2 separate regions of the Homo sapiens genome follow, and region 2 is linked to region 1. The links are chromatin contacts, found by Hi-C in ENCODE. All regions are on one chromosome and are shown on one strand. The core of a region is the stretch at or near the end of the contact, and the rest is flanking DNA. Distances in the headings are between cores, read along the strand shown.

Region 1 (3,744 bases), core at 119-2,618:
AATGAATGGTTTGAGAATCAGGTGGCCTTCCCAGCCAGAGGAGGCTGAGACTCCGGTGCAGCCACGTGGTGAAAGAAGGTTTATGGACAGAAAAAGGAAAGTGATATATAGAAAATGGAAGTGAGGTACAGAAACAGCTGGATTGGTTACAGCTCGGCGTTTGCCTGATTTGAACACAGTTCGAACAGTTGGCTACATTTGATTGGCCAAAACTCGGTGATTGCCACAACTATAGGCTACCATCTGTTTATAGTTCATGATGTATAGAGAAACCTTTAGGCAGAACTTAAAATATGTAAGGAGGCAGCTTTAGGCTAAGCTTGATTTAACACTACCTATATGTGTTTAAATGTATGCATACATCTTCAGGTACGTATACAGCTATTTACATGAGAATAACCAACATATAACCTGTGGTGTCAATTTTTATTTTCTTCTACATGCTATTTTCCAGAAAATAGAAATATGTACAATATTTCTATATATAATAGAATAATATGTGACTTCAGGTCTACAATAGTACATACATAAAGCAGCTTCAGAGGCTGACTTGTACAATGACGTTTGATGACTGCCTGTTCCTATGTGGCGGGGGGTCGGTGGAGGTGGAGCAATGGACATTTAACTTGGTTCTCTTTTCTGCCCTAGGTCATGGCCTCGCATCAATAGTGCCACAGGTGAGTCGGGGCTCTCTGTCACCTAAGTGGTGGGAATGTCAGCATGGGTCTGTTGGGCTGTTATTTCCATTCTTTTTTGTTTTTATTTCAATAAAACTATGGCCTATTTGAAATGACATTAGCTAGTAATGCCATTCCTTCCAGTTGCCCCAGGGTACAGCCTGATCTGTGACTGTCCAAAGCTTTGGAGGCTGGGTGGCTGGATGGGAATCCTGGCTCTCTACTTAGCTGTGCAGCTTTGCATGAAGCACAGATCTTTCTGAGCCTGAGTTCCTTCATCTGTGCAATGGGTATAAGTCTACCTCAGTGCCAGTCTTATGGTGACTCACTAGTATTCACTCAACTAAATTCCATATAATTGGTTACCCCCAAAACATGAGTGGAAAGAATGAATGGTTCAAAAGCCACCTTTGATGCCTCTCCTGTATCTCTCTTCATAGCCTATTTTCTGGTACTACGCACTTAACAGGAGCCCATTAAAGTTTGAGAAAAAGCATGTAGTATTCACTGGGGAGGGTTATTATTTCAGGGAAAGTCCCACAGAACTTCCCTAGAAAGCTGGTGTCTAGATAGAATGACTGGAATGAGGCAGAAAAATGGAGACATTGTCCAGAGGAAACACCAAAGAAGCGATGGAGTCATAAGGAGTTATGTAATCAGCAAAGGCATTTGAAAGTTTCACTATAGAGCATGTGGGAGTACAAAACCAGCACTCAGCATGTCCCACCCAGCAGCTGGGAGAACTGGGCAAAAGCAAAAGTGAAAGTGGGAAATACGAGTTCACACAGGGAGAGAGCACCCAGCCTTAATCCCTCTACAGAAAAAGTTTTCATTCAACTTCCCAGTCAGGCCTAAACAAGATTGTCTTCTCTCAAGGTAGATGATACCAAATTGTGTTGGGGTCTTTAGTATCAAATGCACCTCTCCACCTACCTGCACCTCTCACCCCTCCCATCCTGCACTGGCATCCTGGAGGGAAGAGAATATTCTAAGGGGGTGGTACCTGGGAATGAAGTGGCTTGTCTGATGTGCTTGGTGACCGGTGAATCATAAAGCACACAGGTAAAATACAGCAGCCAGCTCCAACTACCTGTATCCTCTTCCTCCCATCTTGCTCCCCACCTTGGTTAAGGCACAGAGAAATGGGCAGATGGGCACTCCGTTTCCTTGACAGCAATCTAGAGACACCAGCAGGAAAAAGAAAACAAATCGAAACCCCACAAAAGTCCATTGATATAAAGTCGCCCAGGCCTGCTCATACACACTCGAACCTACACCTTACCGGAAAGAAACACTTAGCAGCAAATTATGACATTCCCAGTCTGTTCAAAATAACAGCCCAGACCAGGCACGGTGACTCACACCTGTAGTCCCAGCACTTTGGGAGGCCAAAGCAGGCGGATCACAAGGTCAGGAGTTTGAGACAAGCCTGGCCAATATGGTGAAACACTATCTCTACTAAAAATACTAAAATTATCTGGGCATGATGGTGGGCACCTGTAGTCCCAGCTACTTGGGAGGCTGAGGCAGGACAGTCACTTGAACCCGGGAGATGGAGGTTGCAGGGAGCCCAGATCACCCCACTGCACTCCAGCCTGGGCGCTGTGGACGACAGAGCAAGACTCCGTCTCAAAAAAGAAAAAAAAAGAGAGAGAGAGAAAGAAATAACAGCCCAGCAGACCTATGCATACTTATGAATCAGCCTAGGCATACTTATGAACCACTACAAATGTCTACCAAAGAATAGCAGACCTGATCTAATTAAGATATGCATGAGGATTTACAAAAAAGACTGTGCGTGACGGTGGCTTGATAACATTCCCAGATCCTTCAAGTTGTTTCTGATTTTTGACGATGGGATCATTTGAAAACAGGAGAGGGCGTTCATGCGAGAAAATACTAGGAAGCCATTAAAATGATGATGTTGAAGCACATTCATTGCCATGGATATGTTGATAGCATGTGATTTTGTGAAAAAGCAGGTAAAAAATAGGGTACAAGGAGTGATTGTATATTTATAAGCTATATATCTATGATGTGAGGTGTGTGTGATTGTGTGTGTGTCTGTGTATGTGTATGAGTGACTTGACTATAATCAAATATTTGTATATTTGGATTATTTGTGGTAACAGTATAGTAATTTTTATTTCCTTCTTTTTTGCATATCTGTGTCTTATAACTTTCTACAGTAGCATATGATTTTGTATACTAAAAACAATCTATCGAAAAATATTCTTTAGAAAACCATTCCAAGCCTGGAGAAGACAGACACATGTTCCAACTGGGACAGTCTGTCAAGGTCAATACCTTCTCGGAGGCTGATACACAGAGAACAGTGCAATGCTTTCCATAAAATAAACTCATGAGTTTTTCTCCTTCCCCTAAATAAAGAATGAAACTGGAAAAGATGGCCCTATTTAGAAAGTGGGTCCTTCTGTCTTAAGCCTCCACGTATAATAAAAACATTGATGAAGATAGATATTAGCTGATTTGATTTAAAAGACAAGAAATTTCATCTTGTCAGGGAAAATACTACTTTTAAGTTTTTCTAAGGAAAGCAGTCTTCAAGGTTGATTTTTCCTACTTGTAAAAGAAAAATTAATAAGGATTTTAGGACAAGAGGGAGACAGGCAGGTATAGAATATGTGAGCATCCAATGCCTCCTGCTGGCTGTTTCCAGATGCTGCAATGCCTGTATTAATTTAGCAGAGGCTGGATCCTCCTGGTTCTCTCCCCAGGGTGTTGGGAATATTCGTGAACAGAAACAAATAAAAAAATTGATAGTTGAATCTCTGGGACAAGCCAGGATTTCAGATCATCCCAAGATTGGTAAACTCAAGGATTAACATTGTCTTCAAAATTCAATTACAATAGTTAAAAATCACAACAGTTGAAAATGAATATTTTCTAGCCCATGTTAGGGTTTACGCTCTTTGGCAGGCATATGGTAAGGCCAGGGAATCCCTACTTTTAACAAGATAATTCCAATTCAAGTAGTTCTGGGCCATTCTTTAGACTTGCTGACCAAGGGTTAAAAAGAGAGAGAGAGAAGAAAACTATCCAGACT
Region 2 (3,953 bases), core at 1,073-3,572, 100 kb before region 1:
AAATTGTAGTTTTATATATATCTGAAGTCCATTCATTTATTTTCACCTCTTCTAGGCTGTAAGCTCCATCAAAGGAGTAGGTATATCTCTTATCTAATTGTATTTTTCAGCACCTAATAGAGCTGCTGATGCATGGTATATATTCAATAGATAATAAATTAATGAATGATATTCCAAGAAAAAAAGCTTTAAATATCACCTACACTATTATCAGCTTTCTCATTAAACCAAATTGTCTTCAATTCTTCATGAGTAAAAAGCAGAAATATTCATATCATTAGACTTGGGTTCTTATTGCAGTCTAGCCACCAATTGGATGTGAACATGCATTTTTAGATTATTTGCCAATGAAGACCACAATAATTCACTTTTCTTCATTCACCCCTTGAATAGTCTTCTCCCACATTTACTCTGAACTTGGCCATGTGACTTGCTTTGGCCAATGGGACCATGGCATCTAGGATGCAAGCAGAGGCCTGGAAAAGGCTGGAGGCTGGAGTTTCCCCTCTCCCACTGCCCTTAGTGCCCCAAACCCACCGTGTACATGGGCCTAGCTGGCCACTAGATAACAGGAAGCTATGCAGAGGAGAACAGAGGCACCTGGCTGACATGATTGCCAACAAACAGATTCATGAGTGTGATAATCTTAGATCATCCAACTGCCTCTCAACCCACTAGCACAGACCAGATGATCAGGTCTTGTTATGGGTCGAATACGTCCCAGCTAAAATTCATTTGTTAAAGTCCTAACCCCCCACTACCTTGGAATGCCTTCTGACATGGAGACTGGGTCTTTAAAGAGGTAATCAAGTTAAAATTGGGTAATTAGGGTGAGCCATCATTCACTGTGACTCCTCTCCTGATAAGAAGGGGAAATTTGGACAAAGACACAGGGAGAATGCCATGTAAACACAAAAACAAGGATACAAAGACACCCACAAGCCGGGGATAAAGGCCTGGAACAGATCTTCTCCTCATGGCTCTCAGGAGGATCCAACCTTGCCGACTCCTTGATCTCAGACTTCCAGAGGCCAGACTGTGAGACAATACAATTTGACCTTCTGTTTTGTTAGCCACTCAGGGCTCAGTCCTTTGTTATGAAAACCCCAGAAAATTAATATGGGTCCAGACCAAAAGAAGTGAGCAAGTGACACACACAATTATGAACTAAATAAAGTGGTTACTGCTTTAAGCCCCTAATGCAGCAAAAGCTAATTAATAAAGTGGTTAAACTACTCGAGTCTCCCTAGTCTTCAGTTTTCACAATTACAAAATGGGATTTTACATATGTTCCTTACATGGTTATTAGTAAGATTAAGGAGGATAATGCTTGCAAGTTGCTTAGCAATGTAACTGACTCACAATTAGCATTCAAAGAGTGCTTATTTTCATGTTTTCCTTGGGGTGTCTGTTAAGTCAAAACCAGAGTTATTTACCCAAGAAAATATAAACTTCTACCTTTGAATTTATTGTAAATAATGTTGGAGTTTGTTATGGAATTCAACATCAATTTATATAAAACTAGAATGTCAAGTCTCCAGAAGAGGAAACAGGCACTCGGCAAGATCAGCTTAAATGGACCAAGATTAAGGCCGAAAGAAAATGTATTAAGCAACTGATATGTGCCCAAACATTACTGCATGCCTTTATTTACAATATTTTGTTTATTTATTGAAATACTTCTAAAATATAAATATTATCCTTCCATCACAATTGAGGAAATATCATTTCCTCAATGAAGGAAATATAATCCTCAATTATCCCTCATTTTTTAAAAAAGTTTCTAAAATACAAATATTATTATCACTCAAACTACTTGAGAAATAAACTTCAAAGTGCCCAAGATCCTATAGCTAATAATTAATACAGCAAGAATAAGAGGCAGGCATTTCTCCTTTAGTTCCCAGGTTCTTTCCTTAACACCTGGTCCATGTGTCTGGGATGGTCTCAGGAAGCCATTGCAAAATTAAGCCAAAAGATGATAGTTAATGTCCACTATTCATATAAAGTGAGACTCGCAAAACCCACCTTCCATGCTTGAGTGTTGCCCAGCAGTTCCTTTTATTGTGTTCTGGTAACTATGAAGTGCCACATAAGGACACCGTGTGTCTTTAAAAACACCCTTTGCATTGGAAGATTTCAGCCTCTGAAAGCTTCACGTATTGCACTCCAGCCTAAGAAGAGGAAGTCCTGCCAGCCCTCAGGTCAGACCTCTCAGGTCTGTGGCTGCATTTCACAGGAAACCAAGTCTAAAACGGACCTATCAGGAGGTTTTCTGCTGAAGGGCACTGCTTAGCATCGAGAAGAATTCAACCCACCGCCTTACTAATTTCCAGTGCCCCAAGGTCTCTGCACTGCCGCCCCTCCTCACAGGAGACGGACACCTCAGCCTAGATCCCTTGGTGCTCTCCACGCTGTTCAGGTAAACTCATTAGGCCAGTTCTTCTGAGTGAGGATCTCATGGTCATCTCCTTGTCATAAATGATCATCAGGAAAGACCTGAGCAGCAAGTAAAAATGTGTTTCTAAAGTGGAAGTCTGGGCCTTATATATAGCATCAAAGGAGCAAGAAGAAAGCCCTTAACTCAATTGTTAAAGATCCTTTCATTCTTTTGGGAGAAAGAATCAGGATACCTACCCACAGAAAATTAAAAGACTAAATGTTTTCAATCTTCTTTTCCTGGAGCTTGGACTCCCCGACTGTTTGCAACTGAAATCTAAAGACCAGGCCCCATGGCTGGCTTTCCTGGCTGACCTTCATTAAGTAAGCCCTCTAGAAAGAAAGCCTCCATTCAAAGTAGGTCATTCAAAGTATAAGTTAACTCCTGGAGCCCTGTGGAAATATATTTTTAACATTTTCTAAAGTAATACGATTTTCTTTCTGCTTTGGTGTAGAGGAGACTTAGACTTTGGAATCACGCAGACATCCTTCCACTCACAAGAGTAAGGAGCTCAAAAGTGAGGTTAAAGTTGGGGTTAAATTCTTACTCTTGAAAAGTGCCGGGAGTCATCTCTACCAGGCTTTTATTGGATAAAGCAAACAAACTGGAATGAGACAGAAAAGAAAATAACTATCATCAAAATATGGATACTTTGATTTTAAAAGGTGTCGATATGCCTGAACTTTTTATCAATACTGTTTTTATTACTTTACACCAGTGTTACTCATTTGGCTTCTCTGTTATGAGTATTACTTGTCTATTACCTACATGGCTATTTCTCTGGCTGTCTCTGTCTATACTGTGGCGCAGCTCCTCAATAGTGTTGTTCTTTGGATTTCCAGGGGCCTCCCAAACCACCAGGAATAATCATTTCAAATATCAAGAAGACGATGGTAGAGCTGGTTAATTGAAGGCCTACCAGAGAAATGACAGCGCTTCAGAAATCCTCTAAGAAGCTTAAGATACAGTATGCCCTAGAGAAGTAGGAATGGCAACTGGCATTTACTTACCTTCAGCTCCTGCTGACCTAGAGAGCTGGCTATTACTTTCCCTGGTTTACAGGTGAAGAACTTGAGTTCTCTAAGTAATATGTGCAAGGTTGTTCAGTCACTAATGTCAGTAACAGAATTCAGAAGGAAACTGATTTTCCTGGCTGACTGATTGGAATGGTGAACAGTGTTAGTTTGCAGTTTCACAGAGCTCATCCCTAAACTCACTCCTGGGTGGTCTCTGACACCAACCATCTAAATGGTAGTATTTCTTTGTTATTCCCAACAAGCCCTCTCAGATGACTGTATAGGCAAGACCATTTGAAAGCCAGTGCTTATAATCTTCTGTACCATCTGGCCAGCTCTGGCCTGAACACCAGGGGATTCTGTTTCTCGATCACTTTGCCATGAGTCAGGTGCTGTCTTAGAAAGACTGTAGGATTTGACGCCTGATCAAAATGGTGAGGATCCTGACTCTGCCACTTGGACCAGGGATGTTGTTTCATATATGATCCTCATTTCCT

The links. A loop is a pair of places that touch in the nucleus more often than their neighbours do. Pooled maps may share reads with other maps.
Region 2: a map with no recorded cell type shows a loop between it and region 1 (3-fold over the local background). The contact joins the promoter of CLNK here to the enhancer-like site in region 1. A Hi-C loop is called at or near these places in 1 of 168 maps with a recorded cell type or tissue (naive thymus-derived CD4-positive, alpha-beta T cell), 12 of 37 single-sample maps with no recorded cell type and 8 of 50 pooled maps.

Annotation. Positions count from the first base shown.
Region 1 is chr4:10,581,860-10,585,603 of GRCh38, reverse strand. CLNK (cytokine dependent hematopoietic cell linker) reads left to right here. Exons shown (of 19, transcript NM_052964.4): 4 at 649-677. Among named protein-coding and RNA genes, the nearest start is that of CLNK, 100 kb to the left of the region's middle. Within about 2 kb of position 1,368, at least 4 of the 41 ENCODE cell types and tissues checked have a DNase peak (open chromatin) inside an H3K27ac peak, as active enhancers do.
Region 2 is chr4:10,683,137-10,687,089 of GRCh38, reverse strand. It overlaps CLNK (cytokine dependent hematopoietic cell linker), which reads left to right and starts at 2,322. Exons shown (of 19, transcript NM_052964.4): 1 at 2,322-2,422.